2 separate regions of the Homo sapiens genome follow, and region 1 is linked to region 2. Evidence: chromatin loops called from intact Hi-C (ENCODE). Cell type or tissue: CD14-positive monocyte. All regions are shown on one strand. Links, peaks and the distances in the headings refer to the core of each region. The heading gives the core; the rest is flanking DNA.

Evidence for each region. Hi-C counts contacts between places; a loop is a spot of excess contacts. Peaks named below come from ENCODE experiments on the same cell type or tissue, not always from the same donor. Only the 100,000 strongest peaks of a DNase experiment are listed, where the experiment ranks them.
Region 1: a loop joins it to region 2, with 1.9 times the contacts of the local background. A loop is called at or near these places in 16 of 110 quality-filtered maps.

What each region holds. Positions count from the first base shown.
Region 1 is chr12:50,517,789-50,533,282 of GRCh38, forward strand. All of the region lies in intron 1 of DIP2B (disco interacting protein 2 homolog B), which reads left to right. Among named protein-coding and RNA genes, the nearest start is that of DIP2B, 21 kb to the left of the region's middle. RefSeq lists enhancers at 1-253, 11,943-12,443, 12,444-12,944, 15,154-15,223. In CD14-positive monocyte, for the core only: no CTCF peak of the experiment used is centred there; no DNase peak of the experiment used is centred there; H3K4me3 peaks cover 816 bases; H3K27ac peaks cover 2,761 bases.
Region 2 is chr12:50,563,873-50,579,366 of GRCh38, forward strand. All of the region lies in intron 1 of DIP2B (disco interacting protein 2 homolog B), which reads left to right. Among named protein-coding and RNA genes, the nearest start is that of DIP2B, 67 kb to the left of the region's middle. RefSeq lists an enhancer at 11,589-11,688. In CD14-positive monocyte, for the core only: no CTCF peak of the experiment used is centred there; DNase peaks (open chromatin) are centred at 6,219 and 8,579; H3K4me3 peaks cover 1,407 bases; H3K27ac peaks cover 2,163 bases.

The DNA.
Region 1 (15,494 bases), core at 2,452-10,451, 47 kb before region 2:
TTGCCATTCTCTAAAATGTCCACTCTGGTATGTTCTTCCCCTTTTTTTGCCCGGTTAACTTCTGTTTCAGTTTCCTGTGAGTTTCCAGTTAACTTCTGTTTCGTTCCAGTTTCCTTTTCTAAGCTCTTTTAAGAAGTTAAATCTCTGTATAAGTAGTCATCAGTTATTGAGAGCTTATGATGTAATAGGTCCTGTGCTTAGCACTTCATATACCTTGCCTGGCTAGTAAGTAGGTGCTGAATACATAGCTCCTATTAGCATAATGATGATGAGGGAACTGAGGTAGCAAAAAGCACCTAAACATTGCATACAATGTATCTTCCCACCTGTGGTTACACATTTCCCATAAGGTAGCATTCTGGACGCATGGCACTGGGAAGGAGCACTGAATTTAGGAGTCATGCTGAATTGGGTTCACATATGGTCTTGGGCAACTTTTTTTTTTTTTTTTTTGAGACAGAATCTCTCTCTTATTGCCCAGGCTGGAGTGCAATAGTGCGACCTCAGCTCGCTGCAAGCTCCGCCCCCTGGGTTCAAGCGATTCTGCTTCTTCAGCCTCCCGAGTAGCTGGGATTACAGGCACCCGCTACCATGCCCGGCTAATTTTTGTATTTTAGTAGAGATGGACTTTCACCATGTTGGCCAGGCTGACCTCAAGTGATCGCCCACCCCGGCCTCCCAAAGTACTGGGATTACAGGCGTGAGCCACAACGCCCGGCCCTTGGGCAAGTCTTTGAAATGTGTTTCTAATCTTAACAACTCCTAGAGATAGGTGTGCAGTTTCTGTACAGTGTGCTGGGATTGGAAACCAAGTCTGTTTGGTTCTAAGCCCTGTGGTGTTTCCACACAGCCATTTTGACCTCCATCTCCCTGAATCTTGTTTCAAGTAGTTTCAGCAGAATTCTCCTGCATCTTAACTGGTATGTCTCATTTTCCTTAGGATACAACTTCTGTCTTTTTTTGTTTGTTTTTGTTTGTTTTTTTGAGACAAGGTCTTGGTCTGTCCCCTAAGCTAGAGTGCTGTGGCATGATCTTAGCTCACTGCAACCTCAAACTTCTGTACACAAGCAATCCTCCAAGTAGCTGGGATTACAGGTCCATGTCACCATGCCTGGCTAATTTTTTATTTTTTGTAGAGACAGGGGTCTCACTTTGTTGCTGCCCAGGCTGGTCTTGAACTCCCGGGCTCAAGCAGTCCTCCTGCCTTGGCTGCCCAAAGTTCTGGGATTACAGGCATGAACCACTGCATCTGGCCACAGCTTCTGCGTTTATTTTTTTGGGGGGTAGGGCTCCCTGGAGGGAGAAGAATGGGAATGTTCTATCTTATTCTCAGAGAAAAAGGTATAGGGGTGTAATTTGTTATTTCTTACCATGCTTTGCAGGAACTAAAGGGGTTAACACTCTGTAGATTATATTTGGAGGGTTTCCTTCATACCAGTATAACTACTGGCAAGATGTGACTTTTATTTCTTTTCTTATTTCTTAAAATTTTTTTAGAGATGGGGTCTCACTGTATTGCCCAGGTTCGCCTTAAACTCCTGGGCTCAAGCGATCCTCCCTCCTTGGCCTCCCAAAGTGTTGGGATTACAGGCATGAGCCACTATGCTGAGCCTCTTTTATTTTTTTTAAAAGAATGAAAAATATGAAGTGCATCTATAAAGTGAAAGGTAATTTTATGTACTTGTCTTTTGTTGTGAAGTTACTTTTTCTTCCTTGAATTGAGATGGAGATGATGAGAAGCTGAAAGGGGAAACCCAGGATGATAATATTTTGGATGCTACATGGGACAGCCCTAAATGAAAATTCACAGGTCTAGCCTAGCATCTTTGAAAGGTCTGTGTTGTGAACAGGCCTCGAGCTTCTGGGTTATTGATTCTGGGTTGTACTTACATGGTGATGCAGAAAGAGTTTTTAGTCTTTTTTCCCCCAGGATATTTAATGTTTAATGTAAAAATTAATGTATAAATGAACATAGATGCTTCTGTGAATGACATGTACTTTAATTGGTTTTTCTTGGAGGTTTTTTTTTTTGTGGTGAAGAAATAGTGCTCTAATACCCTTTATTTTTGGAGGACTGTTGCTTTTAGGCATACATTAAAGCATCTGCAAGATTTTTTTTTCTTTTTCTTTCTAAGAATTTAAGATCATATTGTTGTAAGTTAATCATGGGCCAGAACTTATGGCTTTTAATTCAGTTCAGATATGAATAAATTTTATAGTGCTGACCAGTCTTGTCATTGAATCTCCTTTTTTTTTTTTTTTTTTTTTGAGACAATGTCTTACTTGTCACCCAGGCTGGAGTGCAGTGACATGATCTCGGCTCACTGCAGCCTCCGCCTCCTGGGTTCAAGCCATTGTCCTGCCTCAGCCTCCCCAGTAGCTGAGACTACAGGTGTGCACCACCATGCTCAGCTAATTTTTGTATTTTTAGTGGAGACAGGGTTTCACCGTGTTGGCCAGGCTGGTCTCAAACTCGTGACCTCGTGATCTGCCCGCCTCGGCCTTCCAAAGTGCGGGGACTACAGGCGTGAGCCACCGTACCCGGCCTGAATCTCCTTTTAAAAAAAATCAACCCAGCAAGGAATTGTTAGGTAGAAGCTTCTGATAGTTCTTGTTTAGTAAATCTGTGACAAAGGCAAAGACACTGTCTTAAAATTTTAAAAAGTCATTCATGATTTATTTGACTTCCTCTCTGGTTTGGAGAAACTTTCATTTTTAAGTTGAACATGTAGAACAAGCAGTGGTATGAGTTTTCCTTCCATAGTTCTTTGCTTGTTTTTCTTCAAGAAGACCAAGAGAAGTACTAGAAAATGAACATCCTGTTAAAAAAACAACTTCTCCATTTGTCGGTTCTCTGAGCTCTGATTTCTAATGTTACCCCTATATCATAGCTATTTTTAAAATTATCTTAAAGTTAGGAAATTATTATTTGCATAAATATTCTCATCTCCCCTAAGTAAGCTGCATGAGGACAGCATGCAGTGTTCTTTAGTGAAAATGCTTTTCGGTTCAGCTAGTGAATGAATCTAGATTCTGCCATCAGCCTCCCTATCTACCTTTTTTCTTACTAGTATCTGACACTCTTCTATTACAATCATATGGGTTTCCTCACTCTTTCTTGGCAAGCTCATTCCTGTCTCTGCATTTGTAGCGAGTATTTTCCCTGTCAGGACTGCTTTTTCTCCTATTAAAATCCAACCCTTGTTTCAAGGCCTGGTTGACGTTCCTCTCATCATGAAACCTGCTGACTGCTTTAGTCCATATTAATCTCTTCTATTTTTAGACTATTGTTATATTCAGCAACAGTTTTTTTTTTTTTTTTTTTTTTTTTAATTTGAGATGGAGTCTCCCTCTGTCGCCCAGGCTGGAGTACAGTGGCGCGATGTCAGGTCACTGCAACCTCTGCCTCCCGGGTTTAATCGATTCTCCTGCCTCAGCCTCCTGAGTAGCTGAGATTACAGGCGCACACCCCCACACCCTGCTAATTTTTGTATTTTTAGTAGAGAGGGGGTTTCACCATGTTGGTCAAGCTGGTCTTGAACTCTTGACCTCGTGATCCACCCGCCTCAGCCTCCCAAAGTGCTGGGATTATAGGCATGAGCCACTGTGCCCAGCTCAGCAACAGTTTTAACTCTTAATTTGCCACTGTTTGTTTCATTTATGTTATTTTTACCTTCTCAGTTAGACTTCAGGTTTCTTTCTTTTTTTTTTTTTTTTTTTTGAGATGGAGTCTCACACTCTGTTGCCAGGCTAGAGTGCAGTGGCCCCATCTCAGCTCACTGCAACCTCCATCTCCCAGGTTCAAGTGATTCTTGTGCCTCAGCCTCCTGAGTAGCTAGAATTACAGGCACCTGTCACCATCACGCCCAGCTAATTTTTGTATTTTCAGTAGAGACGGGGTTTCTCCGTGTTAGCCAGGCTGGTCTTGAACTCCTGACCTCAAGTGATCCACTCCAACCGCCCCTCCGCCCTTGGCCTCCCAAAGTGTTGGGATTACAGGTGTGAGTCACTGTGCCTGGCTTAATTTTTGTATTTTTTGTAGAGATAGGGTTTTGCTATGTTGCCCAGGCTTCTTGAACTCCTGGGCTCAAGGATTCACCTGCCTTGGCCTCCCAGAGTGTTGAGATTACAGGCATGAGCCACCACGCCCAGCCCCCAAACATTTTTTATTTAATTTATTTTATTTTTTATTTTTTATTTTATTATTGTATATTTTATTATTATTTTTTTAAGATAGAGTCTTGCTCTGTCACCCAGACTGGAGTGCAGTGGCACAATCTTGGCTCACTGCAACCTCCGTGTCCGGGGTTCAAGTGATTCCCCTGCCTCAGCCCGCTGAGTAGCTGGGATTACAGGTATGTGCCACCACACCCAGCTAATTTTTATATTTTTGGTAGAGACGGGGTTTTACCATATTGATCAGGCTAGTCTCGAGCTCCTGACCTCAAGTGATCCACACGCCTTGGCCTCCCAAAGTGCTGGAATTACAGGTGTGAGCCACCACACCCGGCCACATTTTTGAAAAATGGAAAGAAAGATTAATAAAAACAACAGGATAATTATTTATCTGGTTATTCCAGTTCAGGGTCTGGGAAGGCAGGAACCTATCCCAGCAGCTCAGGGTACAAGACGGGAACCAGCCCTGGAAAGGACTTTCCATTGCAGGGCGCACACATACATACACACACTCACTTAGACTGGGACAATTAAATGTGCCAGTTCACCTAATGGATGCATCTTTGGGGTATGGGGGAAACTAGAGTACCTGGAGAAAACCTACACAGACATGGGGAGAACGTGCAAACGCCACACAGATAGTGGCCCTGGCTGGGAATTGATTTTTTTGTTTTTCTTTTCAGCCTCTTTATAACATAACATTGAGTAAAATAAGGTTACTTCAGGTCCTGCTTGTATATACATAGTATATATTGAGAATGACAAGGAATGTGTGATATAAATGCTAAGTAAGAATCCAGAAGAAACATATTGCAAGAGAAAACCTAGTCGTCTGAAAGAAACATTCCCAGTGATTTCAGCAGAACTCAGATGTTGGACAGGGTAATGTGGTGGATAGGTGGTAAGTAAAAGCATTATTTGATGTCACTGGGATATTGGCAGGGGAAGAATGGGAATTAACTGCATTGGTGAGGAGAAAAATATTTTATTTATAAAAGTGTTAAAAATTATAAAATATTTCCTGGAATATATTTGGGAAAAAGAGAAAAATTATACAATACTTAAATATTGTAAGAAAGACATAAGATCTGTATGAAGAAAATTGTAAAACTTTAAAGATATAAAAGCAGAATCTGAAAAAATGGAAATATATACAGTTGTTCCTTTCTTCGTAGGGGATTGGTTCCGGGACTCCCCTCAGTTACCAAAATCCAAGGGTGCTCAAGTCTGCTAAAAAATGGCATGGTATTTGCATGTAACGTAAGCACATCCTCTTGTTTAAATCAACTCTAGATTACTTATATACTTGTATAGTACCTAATACAGTGAAAATACTATGTCAATAGTTGTTATTCTTTATAATTCAGAGAGTGATGACAGGAAAAAAAAAATCTGTACATGTTCAGTACAGATGGCTTTTTTTCCTCCACCTATTTTCACTTAGAGGTTTGTTTAATCCATGGATGTGGAACCCAAAGATATGGACGGGCCAACTGTACTGTGTTCCTGAATGAGAAGACTGATATATATAAATTTAATGGGAGTCCAATTAGAACTCCAATGGAAGATTCTTTAGGGAATGGAGAATTAGATAAAATGATCTTAGTGTTCACATGGAAGAATAAATAGAATAGCCAAGAAAATTTAGAAACGGAATAGTGAGGTGATACTTGGCCTTACCACATATTAAAACAGATTCTAAAGTTACTGTATTCAAAGCAGTATGGTATTAGCTTTAAAACAGGATGAATGGACAGAATACTATGCCCAAATTCTTATATATATAGGAAAACAATTACGTGTGAAAACATACAAGTTGTATTAGCTTAGTTCAGTTGTCTTCCCAATTTCCTCAAATTATAAAATATTTTAAAATAAATTTACTAGGACTCCATAGGACATCAGAATAGAGAACTTGTTGATATTCTGTTTATCCTGTCAGGAGGAGTACACTGGAGCTAGAAAGAAAAGCCTCTTCCTGCAATGTCTTTCCAGTGCCCTCTATGGACAGGCAAAGTTTAACATCATGGCAGCTGTCAAAGGAAAAATATTTAAAGGGCCCATCTCAGTTTTCACAGAGCAGCGAGGGTATATTTGGAGCTGAAAGGCCATAAATTGATAACACATCCTTGATTCCTCTCCTTCAGGCCACCTCTCTGTATCAAGTCCATCAGTGAGCCTTTTTGGTACTACCTTGAGAATATATTCTAAATCTACTTCTTTCCATGCCGAGTCACTGTTAATCATGCCCATGTCATCACATCTCTTGCTTCTTTAGCTCCTTACCTGGTGGTGTCCCAGCTTTCTTCTCTCTAACCCATTTTCCACATAGCAGGTAGAGAGCTTTTTAAACTGCAAATTAGGTCATATTACTTCCCCGCTTTATAGCTCTTCCATGAATTCAGTTTGTCTTTAAAATATAATTCAGATACGTTTCCATGGCCTGCAAGACCTACACCGCCCTGACCCCTCATCTTTTCCCCTCACCCATTGTGCTTCAGCCACATTGGCTGACTCTTCTTTCTCTTTTCCTTCCTCCCTTCTCTCCTTCCCTATTCTTCCCTCTCCTCTCCACCTGTCTCCCTGCCTCCCTCCATCCTCCCGCTTCCCTCTTCCTTTTTTTAATTTATCTGGTGTTTATTGAGTGCCTACTATGTGCCACATAGGTGCAGGTGATACAGCAGTGATTAACATGACAAACACCCCTCCCCTTAGGGGGCTTACATCTGTAGCTGTAGACAGAGAATAACAAGTAATATGTATTGCTTGTTAGATGGTAAAAATTTATTGTTATTTTTTTTGAGACAGGTTGGAGTGTAGTGGTGTGATCATGGCTCAACTGCAGCTTCCTCTTCCTGGGCTCAAGAGATCCTCCCCCTCAGCCTGCTGAGTAGCTAGGACTCCAGGCCTGTGCCACCATGCCCGCCTAATTTTTATTTTTTGTAGATACAGGGTCTTGCCATGTTTCCCAGGCTAGTCTCAAATTCTTGGGCTCGAGCAATCCTCTTGCCTTGGTGCCCTGCAGAGTGTTGGGATTACAGGTGTGAGCCTCTGTGCCTGGCCATTTGGTAAAAATTTCAATGGAGAAAAAGCATCAAGAGGGACAGAGAAGGCTGGGCACGGTGGCTCACACCTGTAATCCCAGCACTTTGGGAGGCCGAGGCGGGCAGATCACGAGGTCAGGAGATTGAGACCATCCTGGCTAACATGGTGAAACCCCATCTCTACTAAAAATACAAAAAAATTAGCTGGGTGTGGTGTTGGGCGCCTGTAGTCCCAGCTACTTGGAAGGCTGAGGCAGGAGAATGGCGTGAACCCGGGAGGCGGAGCTTGCAGTGAGCCGAAAGCGGGCCACTGCACTCCAGCCTGGGCGACAGAGCGAGACTCCATCTCAAAAAAAAAAAAAAAAAATACAGAGAATACCGGTAGAGGGTTATTGGGCACAATTTAAAAGAGGGTGGTCATCATGAGATGATACTTTGAACAAAATAGGCATTTCTTTTCTTCCTTGAACTCAACCGTGATGCATGTTGCTGCCTCTAGGTCCCCTTTTTTTTTTTTTTTTTGAGACAGAGTCTCACTCTCTCATCCAGGCTGGAGTGCAGTGGTGTACATGGAGCTCACTGCAGCCTTGACCTCCCAGGCTCAAGAGATCCTCCCACCTCAGCCTCCCTAGTAGCTGAGACTATAGGTTTGCACTATCACACCTTGCTAATTTTTTTATATTTTGTAGCTACAGGATCTCACTCTGTTGCCCAGACTTGTCTTGAACTCCTGGGCTCAAGCCATCCTCCCACCTTGGCCTCCCAAAGTGCCGGGGTTGCAGGTGTGAACCACCATGCCTGGCCACCTCTATGTCTTGTTCCTTGCTTTTCTTCTTCCTAGAATGTTCTGCTCCAACTTAGTCTCAGTTCAAAGTTAACCTCCTTAGAGAACCTCCAAGGTTAAATTAGCAACCCCTCCCATCATTCTTCATCTCACCACTCTCTTTTACTTTCTTTTTTTCCTGTTTAAAATTTTCTAATTAATACCAACATTTGAAATGATCTTGTTCATATATTAATATGATTGGATTCTTCCTCAGTAAAATGTTTGTTTTTTGAGTGCAGAGATTTTACTGTCTTGTTCCCTGCTGTCTCTCTAGTGCCTAGAATAGAAGACTCAATAGACACTTGTTCAGTGAACAAATGGACTTTGCAGGGAGAAGATTCCAATGGAATTCTTTAGATGGTGGCAGCTTTAAAGAGTAAAGAAGTGTAGGCTCTGTCCCCAGGGTCTCTGCCAGGAAGGATGGGGACCCCTGTGGAAGCTGGTGAGAGCTGCCCCTCAGGGGCCTATGTGTTTCCTGGCATTTGGTTTTTAATGTTTGCTTGTTTGTTTTTCCCTTATTTTCCTCACTATATACCCTCTGATTTTTACACTTGACTTTTACAGTTGGGTGATATGTGACAACTTTCCGTTTCTTCAGTCTGCCTGACTACTTTGCTTATCCAATTCATTTGGTATTTATTATGCAAATACTTTCAGAATACACAGCTCCAAGCCTGGGACAGTGCTTGGGTGAGAGCTGGAGCCACGCCACTGTGCTCCCTGAACAGGAGGCAGACACTTCTCATTTTTTTGTGTACTTTGCACATGCATTGATTCTCTTTTTCCTCTGCCTTTTTTTTTTTTTTTTTTTTTTTTTTTGAGACAGAGTTTCACTCTTGTTGCCCAGGCTGGAGTGCAATGGCGCGATCTCGGCTCACTGCAACCTCTGCCTCCCGGGTTCAAGCGATTTCCTGCCTCAGCCTCACCAGTAGCTGAGATTACAGGCCTGTGCCACCACGCTTGGCTACTTTTTGTATTTTTAGTAGAGACAGGGTTTCACCATGTTGGCCAGGTTGGTCCCAAACTCCTGGCCTCAGGTAATACGACTACCCCGGTCCCCCAAAGTGCTGGGATTACAGGCGTGAGCCACTGCACCCGGCCTTTTTTCCTCTGTCTTAACCAAATGTAATATCCGTAGGATCTGATCTAAAGCATAAGTTAATTAGGTGGGTTTTTCTGTAGACCAGACATTGTAATAAAACCAAAATCAGTTTTGTTTTGGTTTAATGGGTCCTGGTTGGAAAAAAACTGAATATTTCACATGCCTGGTTTTTCAACGTCTTTTCTTGGCTACATTCCATCTTTGGCAAAATGTTGGAAAACCATGGAAGTGAAATAATTAGCCATATGGCAAATATTGGTTTTGTTGAACCAAGTCAGACCTTTGGTCAGTTTATTCTAGTTTATGCAAACAGTGTGGCCAACTACCAAGGACGTTCATGGGCTGTGCATAACATGTCCAACTGTACACACAGAGTATTTGTCTCTTAGGTCCTACCCACGTTATCTCAGGTCTCTTTGACTACCTATATCTAAGGTACTGTTCAAACACTAAATTAATTGTAATTTTGCACATAGGAAAATAACAAAAATCTTATTTACTTATTATATTGTGAACTTCAGGTTTGTCTTTATGGCTGAGAGATAAAACTTGTGAAACATCTTAATAACTAAGATTATCCTTGGCCGACAGCACTTTGGGAGGCCGAGGCGGGAGGATTGCTTGAGGCCAGGAGTTCAAGATAGTGAGACTCTGTCCCTAGGTGGTTATGGTGATGTGCACCTGTAGTCTCATCTGCTTTGGAGTTGAGGCTGCAGTGAACTATGATCGTGCCACTACACTCTAGGCTGGGCGAAAGAGCAAGACCACATCTTAAAGAAAAGATTATCCTTTTTCAGTACAAATTGGAAGAAACATGATTAAAATAATTATTAAGTGTTAAAACATGATTAAAATGATTAAAATGTTAATTAACAGAAAATCACCATTGTCAGAAGTGTATTTGTTCAGAATCCTGAATTTGATTTATCTTCTTTTTCTTACAATTTCAGTTGTGGAAAAAAGTGCTTTTCATTAGAGATGGAAATTCCTTCTGTTTTTTTTTTTTTTGGAGACAGAGTCTTAGTCTGTCACCCAGGCTGGAGTACAGTAGTGTAATCACGGCTCACTGCAGCCTTGACCTCCCAGGCTCAGGTGATCCATCTGCCTTAGCCTCCCAGGTAGCTGAGACTACAAGCATGCACCACCATGCCCAGCTAGGTTTAAATTTTTTGTGGAGATGGACTTTCACCATGTTGTCCAGGCTGGTCTTGAACTCTTGGACTCAAGCAATCTGCCCACCTCAGCCTTCCAAAGTGTTGGGATTATAGACGTGAGCCACTGTGCCTGACCCTTCTTTTTTTTTTTTTTGGTAGTCAGATTTAGTGTCTCAGTGTCCTCATCCATAAAATGAAGATGATAATAGTATCTACGTTGTAGGATTGATGTGAGCACTGAATCAGTTACTATATAAAAGTATACTTTGGGAGGCTGAGGCGGCAGGATTTCTTAAGGCCAGGAGTTCAAGACCAGCCTGGGCAACATAATGAGACCTGCTTTCCAAAAAAAAAAAAGGAAAAGTATAGTGATTAGTATAGTGTCTGGCACACAGGAAGCAGTATAAGTCTATTATGCTGCTGTGCTATTTTATATTTCCAAACGTCCATCCATGCAGAAGTTGTGATTAGTGAACAGAGTATCTAAACTGGGCATATGGACCCAAATGTGTTTTCCAGCTTTATCTAAAGCAGGATGATAGTTTAAGCCATGAGAATAGATGAGTTCACCCAGGAAAGAGGGCTTAGAGTGAACAGAGAAGAGTATTTCTGATAGAATCCTAAGAAATGCTAACATGGACAGAGGAAAAGAAAGCTTGCAGAGGCGACTGCAAAGACATGGCTGGAGGTTTAGCAAGAAATCTAGAGAAGGGATGTCAGGAGAGTTGGGGGCCAGGAAGACAAGAGAGAATGATCAAATATTGCTGCAAACAAAAGAATGGTTAAGCATTAAGGTGGATTTGTTAGGTTTAGCCACAAAATGATTTGTGATTATGAACTTGGTGAGAGTGGTTTTAATGCTGTGGTGTGAGGATCAGAAGCCAGAGATTATAATGGGTTAAGGAGTGATTTGGAGGAAATGGGTAAGTTTCAAAAACAAAACAAAACAACTTTTAGTGAGTTTTACTGTGGTTAGGAGGGGCAGGACATGGCAGTACTTTCTTATAGTTATTTTGGGGGAAGATAGGATACTGTAAACAACTAGTCAGGTGTGGTGGCATGCGCCTGTAGTCCCAAAATAGTCCCAGTTACTCAGGAGGCTGAGGTGGGAAGATACCTGAACTCAGGGAGATGGAGGCTCCGGGAGCTGTGATGGCACCATTGCAACTCTTGCCTGTACGACAGAGTAAGACCCTGTCTCAAACAAACAAACAAAAACTGTAAACAGTATCTTTATTGCATAATAAATGTCATAAGGGAGACATGTTCAAGTACTTGAAGGTGCTTAGGTGCAGGGCATTAGTGTACATGTAGTATTCTGGGAAGGACTGTCCAATGGACCAAAGGAGTTTGGTGGGCTGACAGATGAGGGGAGGAGGCTGCTTTAGATTTGTCAATCATTGAAGCGTGTTTGAGGAACTGTGATGATTTAGTCACTGCTAGAACATGGAATGTAAGTCCAGTGAGCCAGGACAGTGGTTAGGGCTGACAGCATGGCAGGGGTGGGTTGTGCCTTGTGGCCACACCCATAGAATCTTACATTTTATCCTGTAGGTCTTTGCTTCCCAATGGGGATTTGTATTGATGTTCCAGGGGTACTCAGAGCTACAATCCAAAAAGTAGCCGGGTGTGGTGGCGTGTGCCTGTAATCCCAACTACTCAGGTGGCCAAGGCAGGAGACTCGCTTGACCCCGGGAGGCAGAGATTGCAGTGAGCCGAGATCATGCCATTGTACTCCAGCCTGGGTGACAGAGCGAGCCTCTGTCTCAAAAAAAGAAAAAAGAAAAAAGAAAAAAAGCTACAGGGTAAACATAGCGTGCCTTCTTAGAATATCCATTAAATTGAATTTCACGGGAAATTATTGCTATAGTAAAGCATGAATTGAAAATTAAGATCAAACATAAATTTTAACATTAAAAAATAATGCATTGTTCTCTAGTGGCTGGCTTCTTCAGGCTGTGCCTCTTCTGGGCCTTCCATTCCTCCATCACTTTCATTTTTTTTGAGACAGGGTCTCTCTCTGTCGCCCAGGCTGGAGTGCGGTGGCGCGATCTCGGCTCACTGCAAGCTCCGCCTCCTGGGTTCATGCCATTCTCCCGCTTCAGCCTCCCGAGGAGCTGGGACTACAGGCACCCGCCATCACGCCTGGCTAATTTTGTTTTTGTATTTTTAGTAGAGACGGGGTTTCACTGTGTTAGCCAGGATGGTCTCAATCTCCTGACCTCATGATCTGCCCGCCTCAGCCTCCCAAAGTGCTGGGATTACAGGCGTGAGCCACTGTGCCCTGCCTCCTCCATCACTTTCTTCAGGGGAAAGAGCATCATATAGCATCTTTGGGAAGAGCATTCATGGGAAGCCACTGAAGTATTGTAAGCAGGAGTGGATGACATCTGTGTTTGTTGGAGATCGCCTTAGAGGAGAATAGTTTCAGGTTGCTGTGTCACACAACCAAGTGATACTATTTACATAGAAAAAGTGCAAAATAGCCTTAAATAAGAGCAGGTAAGACAGGGCAGGAAGACTTACAGGAGGCTACTGAAATGAGCTGTCTCTGCAGTAGGATTAGGGAAGAGGGAATGAAAAGAAGTATTTAAGCAGGGAGAATTTACGAGACTAGTATGGAGGAGGAGGAGGTGTGCACAGAGATTTGTAGGTGTGATAGGAGAAAGGCGGACTGGTAAGTTTCTTCCTTAGGCATCTTGAGAGAAAGATGGCACCATTTCCTAAAACAGGGAATAGAGGCAGAAGAACAGTTTAGGGTGTAGGGGGAGAGAAAATTCAGTTTTACTGAATTTGAGAGGTTTTGGGGACATGCAAATGGAGATCTGTAGCAGCAGTTGGGTGTGTGGATTTGGAGTTCTGTAGAAAGGCCTGTCCTGAAGATATACATTCAGTATTCCTTAGCATGTATCGCTGATAGTGGAAGCAGTGGGCATGATTGAGATTGTCCAAGGAGAGCATATTATATATGTTGAGATGGAGTCTCGCTCTGTCGCCCAGGCTGGAGTGCGGTGGCGCAATCTCAGCTCACTACAAGTTCTGACTTCTGGGTTCACGCCATTCTCCTGCCTCAGCCTCCCGAGTAGCTGGGACTACAGATGCCTGTCACCACGCCTGGCTAATTTTTTTTTGTATTTTTAGTAGAGATGGGGTTTCACCATGTTAGCCAGGATGGTCTCGATCTCCTGACCTTGTGATCCGCCCACCTCGGCCTCCCAGAGTGCTGGGATTATAGGTGTGAGCCGCTGCACCCAGCCAAGGAGAGCATATTGAGTGAGCAGAGGCTAAACACAGAACTGGAAAGCACCACCATTTAAGGGGGAAGCTGAAAAAAAGAACCTGGAAAAGAGGTCAGAGGGGTATGAGTGACCAGAGGGAGAAGAGCAAAACAACAAGGAGTATTAAGTGTCTCTTGTTGCATAGAGTTTGAGACTAGGACTGAGAAAATGCAATTGAGATTACAAGCAGAGGTCATTGGTGGTGACCTTTGCCTAAGCTGTTTTAGTAGGGTTTAGGGACAGGGTTGGGGCAAGGAAGGGGCACTGCAGCCTGTTGAAAGTGGATAAGGAATGCAAAGCAGAGAGGAAGTGGAAGTAGAGGCAGGCGGGGTACCCTGCTGTTTCAAGCCTGGCCGTGTGAGGTGGAGAGAAAGGAAGTAGCTAGGATATATACACATTCATCTGTTCTTTGTCTCTCTCCTCACTAGAAAATAAGTTGCCTGAGGGCAGGAACTTAGTTTTATTCACTGCTTTATCTCCAGAGTAAAAAATTGCTCCTGGCCTGTAGTAGGCACTCAACAAATATTTGATGGCCAAACAAATGAATTATGTTAAGAAGGTAGAGACTTGAGTGTGTTCATTTGTTGGTGGAGGGGTAAGAGGTCTTGGGGAGGAGGAATTGAAAGTCTAGAGTAGAAAGATGTGATGGAACGAGGTCTCCCTGAGTCAGCAAAGCTTGAGACCCTAAGTGCTGCTGGAGTGATCATTCAGGATGCCAGGAATGACTCCTTTTCTGCTGAAACAGAAGGGAAGAAGGAAAGGATGGGAGCAGAGGCAGATACTCATAGGTGATGGATGAGGAAGCTGAGGGAGTTCTTGCCTAGTGGCCTTATGAGTATTCTCTGAGTTAAAAATAAGAGTGTTGGCCGGGTGCGGTGGCTCATGCCTGTAATCCCAGCACTTTGGGAGGCTGAGGCAGGCAGATCATTTAAGGTCAGGAGTTCCAGACCAGTCTGGCCAGCATAGTGAAACCGCGTGTCTACTAAAAATACAAAAATTAGCCAGGTGTGGTGGCATGCGCCTGTAATCCCAGCTACTTGGGAGTCTGAGGTGGGAGGATCGCTTGAATCTGGGAGGTGAAGGCTGCAGTGAGCCAGATCGCACCACAGCACTCCAGCCTGGGCGACAGAGCCAGATTCTGTCTCAAAAAACAAAAAACAAATAAAAATAAGAGTGTAATATATGTATCCTTGGAACATGCATTGTGAAGACATACAAAAAAACCCACCAGCATTTAAGCAGCTGTGCTTCTGTGGAAAGTCACTGTGGTCAGTGACATGAAAGGTAGGTGAGGTGAGGATGTGCCAGAGAAGATGAGTAAGAGTAGGTGAGACAAGAGGTCTCTAGTCTCAGCTGGGAATGTAGGGTGTGGTTTGACCTGAGAGAAGGGAGTGTGGGTAACCCCCTTTCCTCTAGAAGGAGCAGGGCGCTGTCCTTGGGCTCTCAGGGAAGTGGGGGAAGAAAGGGCAGTGTATAAGTCTTACTCTTTCCTGTGTGAGAAAAAACGCAGAGAAACTTAAGCCTTGAGTGAATTAGAGTAACTCTTTGTTAGTGACTCCTCTGGCCCTCACCGGGCTGGTTTTTCAGTGATCTATTTCTGATTCATTTGACAGGAAACTGCTTTCCCAACTTTTACAAGCTGTTATCTAAAATGGTTTGTGTGCTTAACAGCAAAGGTAGTAGTGAGAAGGAGGATGTGACAGAGTCACAGTGAGTCATAAAGAACAAGACATGACCATATTTGTTTACCTCATCAGGTTTTACATAGAATTAATTTAAAGAATATTAAAGTGTCCATTTTGTTTTAATTAGCAGTTGTTTAGTAATAAGTTCTCATGCTTTGGAATTCTCTGTTTTCAGTCTCATCAAATTCAAGACTACATATTTCTCATGACCTTTCTGGAAGGGAGAGGA
Region 2 (15,494 bases), core at 3,659-11,658:
ATTTGCTGGATTTATTTTTTTAGTCCTCAGGTGGTAAGGATTGAGCTAATGACATCACATTTCATAACATAGCATCAGCATTGGTCTGTGCAAGTCCTCTCTCTTAGCTCTTCAGATTAATTAATTTCTTTTTTACCTCCACTTTCCACTTCTGTTCCTATTTCCCCATAGTTAAACTGTTGTAATGTATTTGGTAAGTATCCCTATATTTGTATGCAGTTTTGTAAATATGTAGTGCTGGGTTCTTGCGTGTGTGTGTGTGTGTGATTTGTTAAACTTACCTAAATGGTACTGTATTCTCTTGGTACTATTTAGGGACTGTGTTGCTGTGTATATACCTAGTTCTTTGTTTCTAATCTAACCACCATCTGCCTTTCCTTAAATGATTTGTTCTTTCGGTGATGGACACCAGATTATTTTCAACTTCCCACTGCTGCAGACGATGGGATGAACATTGTTGTGCTTGTTCTGTTATGGTGGGAGAATTTCTTTCAATGTATGCATAAGAGTAGATTGCTGTACTTAATTTGATTAAGCACTGCCAAATTTGGGCACTTTTTCAGATTGTGCAACATTTCCTATTTCTTCAGAAATAGGAAACAGAAAGCTGTTTATCCAGCTTTCTAATTGTTGTCTATCTGATGGGGTAAAGTGGTATCTTAATGTTGTTTTAATTTGTATTCTCCAGTTACTGAATGGCAGCGTTTCTTTATATACCATTAAGACCATATGAACGCCCCCTCTGTGAATTACCTGTTCATATCCCTGGCCCACTTCTTTAATTAGAGTTTCTGTCTTTTCCTGTTTGATTTACAGAGTGTTTTTGTAGAGTTTAGAATATTAGCCTGGTATTTGCCTTTTCTTCATCTGTCATAGTATGTTAATTTTGTCATTGGTACCTTTTGCTGAGTAGGGCTTAATTTTGATATAGGAAGTCCATAATCTTTTACTTTATGGTCTTCTGGAAATATGAAGATATTCTGCATTTTTAATTATGTATTTCATAAGTCAGCATTTCCCATGAGATCTTCCACCTGAGTCCATCATTATATATGACATAGAATAGTAATCCAGTTTTATTTTTCTGCACGTATTGAGGCCATTTTCCTAACCACATGAACTAGTTTGTGGTGCCACTATTTTTTTTTTGGAGACAGAGCTTATTCTTTCACCCAGGCTGGAGTGCAGTGGTGCACTCACAGCTCACTATAGCCTTGACCTCCCGACTCAAGTGATCCTCCCAGCTCAGCCCCCTGAGTAGCTGGGACTAAAGGCATGCACTGCCACACCTGCTTTTATTTTTTTGTGGAGATGAGATCTCGTCATGTTGGTCAGGCTTGTCTTGAACTCCTGGGCTCAAATGATCTGCCTGCCTCAGCCTCCCAAAGTGCTGGGATTGCAGGCATGAGCCACCATGCCAGCTGGTGCCACTATTTTTTTTTTTGAGATGGGTCACTCTGTTGCCCAGGCTAGAGTGCAGTGGTGCGATCTCGGCTTACTCCAAGCTCCACCTCCTGGGTTCATGCCATTCTCCTGCCTCAGCCTCCTGAGTAGCTGGGACTACAGGCGCCCGCCACCACGCCCGGCTAATTGTTTTGTATTTTTAGTAGAGACGGGGTTTCACTGTGTTAGCTAGGATGGTCTCGATCTCTTGACCTTGTGATCTGTGCCACTACTCTTATATATCATGTTCCCATATTTCCATGGCATTCTAAGAGCTCTGGTCTGTTTTATTGGATATAGATAACTGTAGTTATGTTTGTTACGTCAATGCCAGCTGTTTTTATTACTCTGCTTTGTGTTGTGTCTTCACATCTAGTAGGATACATCAATTAAAAAGGCATCATTTCACCCTCAAATTAATCTTAAAAAGTCAATGTAGTCCCAATTAAATTTCATCTATTTTCTCAAGGAATTTGGCAAACATTCTAAAATTTGAATGGAAAAATGAAAGTCATTTTCAAAATTGATTTACCCCTTTGGGGTCCTGTTAACTGCTTAATCTAAGTAGTTCACAGTTTTTGTGTGTGTGCCTATTTGGGCATTTTATATGTCTCGAAATTTATCCATTTCATCTTTTTTTTTTAAACAGTGAAATTTTTATTTTAGAAAAATTTTAGTTTTACAGAAAAATCTTCACTGAATTTAGAATTCTGAATCGACAGTACTTTTTCTTTTCTTTTTTTCTGAGACAGGGTCTTGCTCTGTCACTCAGGCTGGAGTGCAGTGGCATGATTATGGCTCATTGCAGCCTCAACCTCCTGAACTCAAGTGATCCTTCCACCTCAGCTTCCTGAGTAGCTGAGACTACAGGTGCATGCCACCATGCCCAGCTAATTTGTTTTTTTGTAAAGTTGGAATTTTGCCATGTTGCCCAGGCTGGCCTTAAACTCCTGGGCTCAAGGAGTCTGCCTTCCTTGGCTTCCCAGACTGCTGAGATTACAGGCTTGAGCCACCATGCCCAGCCAATAGTACTTTTCTCTTGGCATTTAAAAAATATTGTTTGCACTGTCTTTTGGCTTCCGTGATTTCTGACAAGAAAGCCCATTTATTTTAATTCTGGTTTCATTACATATAATGTGTCTTTTTTTGTTTGAGATTCTCCTTCAATCTGTGAATTTATGTTTTCCAATAAATTTGGAAGTTTGCAGCCATTATTTTTTCAATTACTCTTTCTATACCAATAATTTGTTTTCTTCTTTCCTTCTGTGGTTCCAGTGACATGAATGTTAGGTCTTTTGATAGTGTCTCACAGGTCTCTGAGGCTCTGTTAGATTTTTTGATTTCTTTTTCTGTTCTTGAAATTGAATCATATGGCTGGGCGCAGTGGCTCACACCTATAATCCCAGCACTTTGGGAGGCTGAGATGGGCAGATCACAAGGTCAGGAGATCGAGACCATCCTGGCTAACACGGTGAAACCCCGTCTCTACTAAACAAAATACAAAAAATTAGCCAGGCGTGGTGGCGGGCGCCTGTAGTCCCAGCTACTCGGGAGGCTGAGGCAGGAGAATGGTGTGAACCCCGGAGGCGGAGCTTGCAGTGAGCCGAGATCGCGCCACTGCACTCCAGCCTGGGTGACAGAGCGAGACTCCGTCTCAAAAAAAAAAAAAAAAAAAAAGAAAGAAAGAAATTGAATCATTCTATTGATCTGTATGTGCACTGACTTTTTTTTTGTTTGTTTTTTGCTATCACAATTATTCGATTTAGCTTGTATTGTGATCTTTTTATTTGACACACTTTTCTGTTGTAAAATTTCCATTTGGTTCTTTAAAAAACACTTTTATTTTGAAATAATTACAGATTTATAGGAAGTTGCAAAGATATGTACAGAAAGATCCCATGAACCCTTTTCCCAGCCTCTCCCAGTGTTAACATCTTGCATAACTGTAGTACATTATTAATACAAAGAAATTGACATTGGTGCAATCCACAGATTTTATTGAGATTTTTCCATGTATACCTGCATGTGTGTGTGTATAGTTTTCTGCTATTTTAGCACATGTGTAGCTTCATGTAACTACTGCCACAAACTACAGAACTGTACATCATCCATTTATAGCTTTTTCATAGTTTCTATTTCTCTGCTGAAAACATCTGTCTTTCAGAGTGTTTACCTTTACCTCATGGAGCATGGCTATAATAACCGCTTTAAAAATCTTTTTTTTTATTTTGAGATGGAGTCTTGCTCTGTCACGCAAGCTGGAGTGCAGTGGCGCCATCTTGGCTTACTGCAACCTTTACCACCCGGGTTCAAGCAATTCTCCTGCTTCAGCCTCCCAAGTAGCTGGGATTACAGGCGCCCGCCACCATGCTTGGCTAATTTTTGTAGTTTTAGTAGAGATGGGGTTTCGCAGTGTTGGCCAGGCTGGTCTCGAACTCCTGACCTCAGATGATCTGCCCGCCTTGGCTTCCCAAAGTGCTGGGACTACAGGCATGAGCCATCGTGCCCGGCCTAAAATTCTTTGATAATTCTATTATCTGTTTAATTTCCGTTTGGGTATCTGTTGATTGTCTTTCTCCCAAGAATTGGTCATATTTTCTTGGTCCTTTGTATGTTGAGTAATTTTGGATTATGTGTGGTTCATATTGAATATTACATTGTGAGACTTTGGGTCCTATTACAATCCTCTGGAGAATGTTGAGTTGTTTGTTTTTTTAAGCATGGAGTCAACTTGGTTAAGTTCAGATCTCGAGTTTGTTCTCACCTTCTGTAGATTCCAGTGTCAGTTCAGTTCTCAGTGTTTGCTCTGCTGTTTGACTGACCCTGCCTAAGCACTAATCAGGTCTGGGACTTGGGAGTGTCTTATAGCTCAGTTCTCAAAGCTTTTGCTGTCCTTCTTTGGAACTACTGTACATATGCAAGCTTGGAGGTCAGCCTGAGATGCATGTTTGTTATTATGTAGAATTGGGGATCCCCTTTTCCAGCTTTCTCCTGTTTGGTATATCTCCTCATTCTTGGGCTCCTAGGGGCTTCTTTTCCCAGCATAGTCCTGTGACTGGTCCAGACCTCAAGATAGGGCCAGCGGAGGAAAACAAAGGTAAAAAAAGAAGAAAAGGGTATTTAGCCTGTACTTTTTGGCTTGCCTGGCTCTTTCAGCCCTCTGAGCAGTATACGGGAATTTCTGTCAGCATTTTTAGTGTGTGTGTTCCCTGTGCTGTTTTGTAAATTGGGCCACCAGGACCAGGCCCATCCTTGGGTCTAAGCCAGGAGGTGAAGGAGTAAAAAAGAAAATAGGCAGGAAACTCAGTGGAATTGTAAGCTTTCAGTTTTGACTTACCTCTTCTATTTGCCTGCTGTTTATTTACTCTTCTTCTTCCTCAGCTAGTGGCTTATTTTATTTAGTTGAGAGTGTTGTAATCTGGGAAGGAGAGAGGCTGAGGGGAGCTTACTCCTTGGCTGACACCAGAAGTCTTTGCATCATTTTTTAAAACCATAAAATTTTGATAAAAAATTATTATTCCAAAAAAGTTGCAGGAACCAAGCTTTGTATAAATGATGTCAGAGGACATATCCTGCTTCTTCCAAATTAGAATAAAGTACTGATAAGCTTTGTTTTCAAGTGCTTTATTCATCATTTTTTTTTTTGTCCGTAAGAATTCTCTTCCCTAGTCGTGCTTCCCTCCCCTCTCAACTAATTTGAAATAGTTCCAGATTTGCATGGTGAATTTTTTTTTCCTAATCACAATCTCTGCTTTTCCAGTGGAATTTCTTTTGTCTTTTTTTTTTTTTTCACCACAGCTCTTTTTAATGCATGGGAATTTGTTTTGATAGAATATAATTTGTTAATTTCAGGGCACATAAAGTATCAGATAATAGAGAAACTAGTTAATGGCATGGATTTGTGGAAGCAGAGAACTATCTGGTCCTCAGTATGTGTTTTCTGTGGAATTGCCTCTCAGTTTGGGGAGAGCATTTAGCTGTTATCCATCAATGTGTTCAATCTTATGGGGAGATTTGAGAGCATGCACCTTTCTCTAGACCAAACATATCACTGTGACATATTAAATTACTTTTTGTTACTGAAAACCCAGGGGCGTGTTATGTGGCTGGTAATATCTTTTTAGCCTACCAAACATTTGCAGGTGGAAGGGAATGTGCATGTTAATTCCACCATCCTGAATTGTTCGTTGGGCTCCTTCCTTTGGCCTGCTGCCTTGTCACAGTTAATTCCAGTGAGTTGGCAGGGAGGCTCTAAGGGATGGCTGGCACTCTTAACTCCTTTGTAGGTGCAGTTAGAGATGGTTTAGCCTTACTGATGGCCACCAGACTGTTTTCTTTTGACTTCTCAGTATTTTACCAATTGTGGCTTGAGATTCTGCTGTGTTTTACTAAACTATACTGCACCTTTAAATAAACTATAATGATTATCTTAAGAGTTATTATATAAATATCAGGTAAATATTGACCTCTCTACAGATTTTGCTTTTGCAATTATTTTTATAATTTTTAAGAGATACATAGAGATCAGATACATGCTGGTCTTTTAAAATATTTTAGTTTTAATCATTTTTATATTTATTGTAAAACTAATAAGTCTAAAACCCATCTAACTTCCAAGATGTAACAGCTGAACTTCTGTGTTGACATCTGTTGCAAGTTGTTAAACTCAGAAATCTTTTGCAGTTTGGTTGTAGAAACTTGTCTCTTCAGTGAATGAAGTGCTCTGATTCCTTTATGAGAGATTCACTTGTTTGACTGGGTTTTGCTGTGTCATGATTGCTTTATCACTTCTGAAAATCAACTCTGGAACATTTTCCGTGCCCTGATTTAAAATGAAGAAGTTCTCCGATTTTTCCTTTAGATATCCGATTTAAAATCTTGATATCTTGAAATCTTGATATCTAGATCTCTTGGGGATTTGTCTTTTACATTCTGTAGTGTATAGTATGTATATTCTATATATGTATGTGTGTATATATGTATATTTGAATACCCAGAGTGTTCTAGCGATATTAATTGGATCAGTAAATATTTGAGCACCTACTAAGTGCGAACATTGTTCTACATGAGCCAGTTGCTGACATTTTGGTGTATAAAGATACAGGCAGTAAATGGCTGGGCGCAGTGGCCCATACCTGTAATCTCAGCACTTTGGGAGGCTGAGGCAGGCGGATCACTTGCGGTCAGGAGTTCAAGACCAGCCTGACCAACATGGTAAAACCCTGTCTCTATTAAAAATGCAAAATTAGCCAGGTGTGGTGGCACATGCCTGTAATCCCAGCTACTTGGAAGGCTGAGGCGAGAGAATCACTTGAATCCGGGAGGCAGAAGTTACAATGAGCCGAGATCGCGCCACTGCGATGGGCTGGGCAACAAGAGTGAAACTCGGTCCCCCAACAAAGAAAACAACAACAAACAATAAAATAAAGATATAGGCATTAAATATATGGATATATGATGCATAAACAAATAATTTTTTTTACAATACTTCAGGTTACTTGAAGCCTTCTTTTGAGTGACTAGATTTAAGTTTGTGAAACAAGGTTTTCAGAAGTTTTGGTTTTATTCTCTCAGAAATTTTGGCTTCATTTTTTCAACAAAACTTTTATTGACTGTTTATTTAGCAGATATTAAATGTAGCAAAATTACTATGACCCAGCTGTTGTCCACAAGGAGCTTATAGTCTAATCAAGAACCAATTTGTAATAACAATGAAATTAAAATATGATTGTATATTGAGGTAAGTGATAATAGAGGTATGAAAAGAAAATGCCATCGCAATGTAGTGGAGGGGTTGGGGAAGGATGGGGTAGTAGGGAAGGTCTCAAAGAGAATATGTTATTATTGGCAGCCTCTTTTTTTTTTTTTTTTTTGGAGATGGAGTCTTACTCTGTCACCCAGGCTAGAGTGCTGTGGCACGATCTCGGTTCACTGCAACCTCCACCTCCTGGGTTCAAGAGATTCTCCTGCCTCAGCCTCCCGAGTAGCTGGGACTACGGGTGTGCGCCACCATGCCTAGCTAAAATTTATATTTTTAGTAGAGATGGGGTTATGCCATGAAGGCCAGGCTGGTCTCGAACCTCTGACCTCAGGTGATCCACCCTGCCTTGGCCTCCCAAAGTGCTGGGATTACAGGCGTGAGCCACCACACCCCGCCTATTGGCAGCCTTTTGAAAGGCTTTGGCTATAGGTAGATGGGAATCGAATTATCTGTGACCTTTGAAACCTAGGCGTTTTTTTTTTTTTTTTTTTTTTGAGACGGAGTCTCACTCTGTCACCTAGGCTGGAGTGCAATGGCGTGATCTTGGCTCACTGCACCCTCCGCCTCCTGGGTTCAAGTGATTCTTCTGTCTCAGCCTCCCAAGTAACTGGGACTACAGGCGTGTGCCACCACGCCTGGCTAATTTTTTGTATTTTTAGTAGAGACAGGGTTTCACCATGTTAGCCAGGATGGTCTCGATCTCGATCTCTTGACCTCGTGATCCTCCTGCCTCGGCCTCCCAAAATGTGGGAATTACAGGCGTGAGCCACCGCGCCCAGCCTGAGACCTAGGCATTTTAATTATTTGTGTAACTTTAACATACAGCCAGGCCTGGAAGTTTATTTAAAAGATGCATCTGTCTTTCCAGTTCAACTTTTAGTTTAACTATTCCTTTAGGAAAAGACATTTATGGATGCAGCTGTGTGACAGCATTGCCGAAGCCTTCTCTTTAGAGTTTGTTACAACACAGCTCCAGTTATATTGCTTTGCTTAGGTTGTTCTTTGCTTTTTAACGTAAAATATTTATATTTGTCTTCATTCATTTTGTAAAAATGAAGCACAACTTTAAAAAAATCACAAATTTGGGGGTTTTACTTTATCCTCATGTGTGTTCCATTTCTCTTTAAAGCTAAAATGTCTATTATGTGTTGATATAAAAATATTATCCCCAGACTAAGACCACAGTTTCCTCAAACTTTGTTGAGTACATGCCCTCCTCCCTTTTAAAATTACATCTTGTAGGAGATTCTGGCATTTCTCATTTATATATTGTGAAGTTAAAATATATTTCCTAGAAGAAAAATATTTCACAATAAGGGGAACTGAAAGCATTTGCTAGGGAGAGAGTTAAGGGTTGCTAAACTTATGGCATGCTGGATTGGTGTGTGCTGAGAATGCTTTCGCAACAACTTGATTCAGAAAACATTTACTGAATGCCTTTGGCAAAAGGCTCCTGCTAGATGCTTTGAGGGATAAGAAAATGAACAAAACACAGGCTCAGTTTTGTTGAAGGGCCTTCCAGGTTACTACATTGACTGTTTCTGAATCTCTTCTCTTCCATTCTCCACCTTTGCCATATCCCAGATAATGAAAATTAGAGCTCTAATTTATCAATTCTGTAAGCTGAAAAGTCTATAAAATTAGTTTCCTTAAAATGTTGGTTACAGGTTCTCCTTTGTGCTGACAGAATTTAGAATAACAGAAAACATTTTGGTGTCTCAGTGCCTCCTTCCATAAATTAACATTTACTTCAGTAGATGCTTTTCATGGAGCATTATGATCCAGCCCCTCTCAAGCTGTGACTCGCCATGGACAGTATTAAATCAGATCTGAGCAGCTCTAGGAGACAGGTGAAAGTTGGAGAATATGCCCAGTGTCAGCATCTTGGCTAGAGTGTGCTGTTAAAACAGAGAACACTCTTGGCACTCAGAAACTGATCAGGCATGTGCCATTCTGCACGTGAGCTCTAAGAAATAAAGCCGCAGAGGGTGTTCTGTGTTTCCATTCCAGCTGAACTAAATGGTTAAGTATCCTTTTTAGGCATCCCCTTAAATCTACCACAGACTATCAGGTCATAATCCAGAAGAGGTAAATACCATAAAATCCCCAAATACAGCCACGTATCCAGAAGCCAGAGTTCTGGCTTCATCAGCCATAACAGTCAGTTCCATTAAACAAATAACTGCTTGAACACCTACTGTGTAAAGCTCTGTGCTGGTGCTTCAGGTTGTAAAGAGACAAATAAGATTGAGTATCGATCAAGTTGCTTACAGTTTAGTAGCGCATGCTGCTCTCCTTGTTCCACCTGCCTTGCCATTCCAAATTCTGTTTCTTCCTGGCCTACCCTGGTCTGTAGCCACCTACAACTCAGTGTAGATACAGACCCATTCAGTGTGTTTATTACAACCCAGTCTTATAACCTTATCTTTTAAAATGTGCAATAGATGTTGGAAACAGTAGAGGAGCTGTGCCCTGAGCCCTGGACAGTGTCTGGAATGATTTGTAGAAAAGCCCATTGTAGCACTAATCACTTGAGGTACTGTTTCAGGGCAATTTTATTTTTCTAATGGAATCCCATGATTGGCATAGTTCAAACAGACAGAACCCAGACAGGAGGCAGTCTTTAAAAATGGTTAGTCCAATTTTGTTTACATTTCTTCCCTTTGCAGAATGTGTATTTTCCCTTCTTCAGACTAAAAATGTCACAGTGTGATGTATGCTGTTGTGGAAGTATTTTGCATGAAATCACTAAATTCATTTATTCAAATAATTTGTCTTAGGCTTTTTAAAAGTGACCAGAGATAAATATTTATGAATCATATTTAAGTATTTGGAGGGCATTTCAAGATAAGTATATTTAAGATAATTTCCTTGACTATGTTTGATGATATTAAGGGTTCTTAGAAATCTTTTCCAAAATCTTGCAATCTGAAAGTGAATGGAACATTCAGAATTAACTGTAGTCACAATTGTGTCTTTATTGTTGGTTGGTCTTGCCTGTTTCATTTTACAAACAAATGTGAAGGACAATACTTTCTCCATCAAAATAGATAAGAAACTTTCATATAAAAGTAAGACAGGAAACTAATGTAACCTTTAAAAAAAATCTTGAATTATCTTATTAAGATTACAATAGATAATTAGATTAATCTAAAATTAGATTGTTGTTTAGTTAAACCTGATTTTATGATTTAGAAAGGCCAATAAATAGCACCTCTCTTCTCCACACGGGTTCTGGATAAATGGCAAAAAACCAAACTATTAGCAGATGAGGGCCATAATATTGCTTTTATTACTGATAAAGGTGATGGTAAAGGAAGCAGCTTAAGGTTAGAGCCAAATTGGTTTGCTAAGTGAATTCCATCATTATTCAGACCTACCCCGTGGGCACAGTGGTGCTGGATTGGAGAGGTCATATGCAGTATGCAGACCCTCCACTCAACGCAGCTTCAGCAGACAGCTTATGCGTATGAGGAAGAAGAGCATGAACAGACTATTTATCCCAAATTTACCAGTCAGTCAGTTGCTTCCCTCTCCAGGATAGAATGATCTAAGTGGCAAAGACATGCTAAAGATGTTACAACTGGTGGACCTCGATTCATGCAAGGAACCCTCAGAAGTGAGGAATGAATGTTCCCATCTGGTACTTCGTTCCCTCTTCCATGCATGGCTTTTATGAAGAATGGGTTGGTGCCAGGGTAGGAGAAGTAGCCTGACTAGGCCAATGAGCAAACCTTTGTTTTAGGGAAGAGACCTTGTAACAATTGGCCTCTTGGAAATTGCAGCCAAGGTTTGTTTATCGGAACGATGGGAATTTGTCCTTAGGCAGTCCTCTTTGCCTTTCTGAAACATCTGTGATTTAGTATTATTTCTGGGCAATAAGTCAAGGTCCACAACTTAGTTTTCTGTTGTCCTTTAACATTTTAAAATATGCCTACATCTCTTTCATTTTTAGTTTTCTTCACAGACTCCTTTTGTTTACCTCCCTCTCTGGTGTTTTGCATGATTATAGCTAACTTTCTTTTCTTTCGACATTCTCCCCTTGGACACAGTTTTAACTCTTTCATATCTTGGTGGTTACCAGATCTCTGTCTCCAACCCTGACCTCTGTTCTGAGCTCCATATTTGTATCCAGCTCTCTATTTAGCAGTTCCATCTGGGCTGTCTAAAACTAAACTCTCTTCTAGCCACCCCCACAACAACAACTCAGAAACCCTTGCCTTTTATTTTGTGATACCACAGCCTTTTCATTAGTTTAAGCTAGAAAGGGAAAGCTGGGGGTCACCACAGGCTTGTTTTTTTTTGTTTTGTTTTGTTTTTTTTTGAGACAGGGTCTCGCTCTGTCACCCAGGCTGGAGTGCAGTGACGTGATCATGGCTCACTGCAGCCTTGACTTCCCAGGCTCAAGCCATCCTCCCACCTCAGCTCCCAAACTCCAGTCCCCAGCAGCTGAGACTACAGGCACATGCCACTAGGCCTGGCTAATTTCTTATAGAGACAGAGTTTTGCTGTTTTCGCCCAGGCTAGTCTTGAATTCCTGGGCTCAAGTGATCTGCCTCAGCCTCCCAAAGTGCTGGGATTACAGGTGCCTGTGCCCAACCAGGCCCTCCTTTATTGTTTATCTCCTAGGTCAGGGGTCAGCAAACTGTGTCTACTGGGTCAAATCCAGCCAGGGACCTGGCAGCCAATATTTTTTTTTGAGATGGAGTCTTGCTTTGTCGCCCAGGCTGGAGTGCAGTGGTGCAATCTCACCTCACTGCAGCCTCTGCCCACCAGGTTCCAGTGATTCTCCTGCCTCAGCCTCCTGGGTAGCTGGGATTATAGGCACACACCACCACACCCAGCTAATTTCTATATTTTTAGTAGAGACAGGGTTTTGCCATGTTGGCCAGGCTGGTCTCAAACTCCTGACCTTAGATGATCTGCCTGGCTTGGCCTCCCAAAGAGCTGGAATTACAAGTGTGAGCCACCGTGCCTGGCCCTGATATTTTTTTTCACTTTTTTTTTTTTGAGACGGAGTTTTGCTCTTGTTGCCCAGGCTGGAGTGCAGTGGCGTGATCTCGGCTTACTACAACCTCCGCCTCCTGGGTTCAAGTGATTTACCTGCCTCAGCCTCCTGAGTAGCTAGGATTACAGGCACGTGCCACCATGCCTGGCTAATTTTGTATTTTTAGTAGAGACGGTTTCTCCATGTTGGTCAGGCTGGTCTTGAACTCCTGACCTCAGGTGATCTGCCCACCTTGGCCTCCCAAAGTGCTGGGATTACAGATGTGAGCCACTGCACCCAGCATTTTTTTTTTTTACATTTTTAAATGCTTGTTTAAAACAAACAAATATATCTGTGAAAGAGACCACATGTGGTCTGCAAAGCCTAAGTACATATTTACGGTCTGACCGCCCCCCACCTTTTTTTTCTTTTTTAGACCAAGTCTCGCTCTGTCGCCCAGGCTGGAGTGCAGTGGCGCGATCTCGGCTCACTGCAAACTCCACCTCCCAGGTTCATGCCATTCTCCTGCCTCAGCCTCCCTAGTAGCTGGGACTACAGGCGCCCGTCACCACGCCTGGCTAATTTTTTGTATTTTTTTTAGTAGAGACAGGGTTTCACCATGTTAGCCAGGATGGTCTCGATCTCTTGACCTCATGATCTGCCCGCCTCGGCCTCTCAAAGTGCTGGGATTACAGGCGTGAGCTACCGCGCCCAGCCGGTCTGACCCTTTACAGAAAAAGTTAGGCTGCATCTTTTCTAGGTCGAGTCCTATTAATTCTCTCCCTGCAAACATCCCTTGTTATTATTATTTTTTTTTGATACGGAGTTTCGGTCTCGTTGCCCAGGCTGGAGTGCAGTGGCACAATCTCGGCTCAGTGTAACATCCGCCTCCTAGGTTCAAGTGATTCTCCTGCCTCAGCCTCCTGAGTAGCTGGGATTACCACGCCTAATTTTTGTATTTTTAGTAGAGGGGGCTTTCACCATGTTGGCCAGGCTGGTCTCGAACTCCTGACTACAGGCGTGAGCCACCATGCCCAGTCAAGACTTTAAATTTTTAACTTCTTGTTCTTTATCTGTGATCATGGTTTTCCAACTTTACACTCTTAAATTATTGAGGCTCAAAGAGCTTTTGTTTAGGTAAGTTATATGTATCCCTGTTGACCCCATATTAGAAAGTAAAGCTGAGGGCCAGGCGCCATGGCTCATGCCTGTAATCTCAGCACTTTGGGAGGCCGAGGCGGGCGGATCACGAGGTCAGGAGATCGAGACCATCCGGGCTAACACAGTGAAACCCTGCCTCTACTAAAAATACAAAAAAAATTTAGCCAGGCGTGGTGGCGGGCCCCTGTAGTCCCAGCCACTCGGGAAGCTGAGGCAGGAGAATGGTGTGAACCCAGAAGGTGGAGCTTGCAGTGAGCTGAAATGGTGCCACTGCACTCCAACCTGGGCAACAGAGCGAGACTCCGTCTAAAAAATAAAAAAAATAAAAAAAAGTAAAACTGAAATGTTAAAATATTTATCCTAAATAACAATAATAAATTTATTATATTTATATATAATACACTTTTATATGAGAAATAACTATATTTTCTAAAACAAAAAATAATAGGTAGAAAAGCAGTTTTACCTTTCTGTGAATCTCTTTAGTGTCTGGATTCTTATAAATGTCTTTTCATTAATCTGTTATGATAAAGAAAATCTGTCCTCACATGTATCCCAGAAATTAAAGTAAAATTAAAAAAAAAAATCTGGCCTCATGCAGCTATGTAGTTGGAAGAGTCAGGAGTACAGCATTTTAATAGTCTTATCAGATAACTGTGGTTATTCTTCTGTGATACTGCATCAAAAGTCCACAAATAATAACTTCTTAAAGGTTAGTTACAATGTAGATTATGAAACTATATCAGTTAACTTTTCATACTGTGTTACATTTAGATTCATTGATGTGTGTTGCACTATTTTTTTCTTTTGAGACAGGGTCTGGCTCTGCCAGGCTGGAATGCAGTGGCACAATCTTGGCTCACTGCAACCTCCACCTCCCAGGTTCAAGTGATTCTCATGCCTCAGCCTCCCAAGTAGCTGGGACACAGACGTGCACCACAGCCAGCTAATTTTTGTATTTTTAGTAGAGATGGGGTTTTACCATGTTGGTCAGGCTTGTCTCAAACTCCTGACCTCAAGGTATCACCTGCCTCGGGCTCCCAAAGTGCTGGGATTATAGGCGTGAGCCACTGTGGCCGGCCTTGTTTTATACTTCGAATGGATGTGTTACCCGTACATCTTTTTTTTGTTTGTTTGTTTGTTTGAAGATTATGTGTTGGTTATTTGGAAAATAGTTATACGTACCTTCTAAATTTTGACATATTTCATTATATAGAATCAAAAAACCACGCCTGGCCCTAAACAATATTTCAATAATGATATTAAGATGTTATTTGCTCTTTTTTTTTTTTTTTTTTTTTGAGACGGAGTCTCGCTCTGTGGCCCAGGCGGGAGTGCAGTGGCGCAATCTCGGCTCACTGCAAGCTCGGCCTCCCGGGTTCATGCCATTCTCCTGCCTCAGCCTCCCGAGTAGCTGGGACTACAGGCGCCCGCCATCACACCCGGCTAATTTTTTTGTATTTTTAGTAGAGACAGGGTTTCACCGTGTTAGCCAGGATGGTCTCGATCTCCTGACCTCGTGATCTGCCCGCCTCGGCCTCCCAAAGTGCTGGGATTACAAGCATAAGCCACCGCGCCCGGCCTGTTTGCTCTTTTATACTGTGTTAAAGGCTATTTGAAAATTTTATTTTGGCCAGGTGCGGAAAATTTTATTTATTGTTCTTTATCCACAACAATGCATCTCAAACTGTACACTTTTAAATTATTTATACTAATGGTACAAAAGCAATGGTGAGTAAAATTGCTGGAAACAGCACAAATCAAGGTAGTGGCAACCTAGTCCATGCACTCACGGTAAAAGATATTGATTTTAGTACATCTTAATGCCTGAGTCCACATTTTTGTACAATTCTGTGTTGTGTCAAGGAAAAACATTTGTACAATTGTTTGAGAGTTGTGAGCTGACTTTTTAAACATCATTTCTACTTGAAAGAATAAATGAGAGATAAACTATGGTTATATATTTAGATTTGGATGTCAGCCAGATATTTTCTCAAAAATGAATGAAATGAGCCTGTTGCTGGCAGCATTTGTTGACAATTATAAGTTACAGTGAACTGATAGTGATTTTAAGCAAAAATAAAAATTTTAGAAAACCTGAATCTAGGTCAGGCACAATGGCTCACACCTGTAATCCCAACA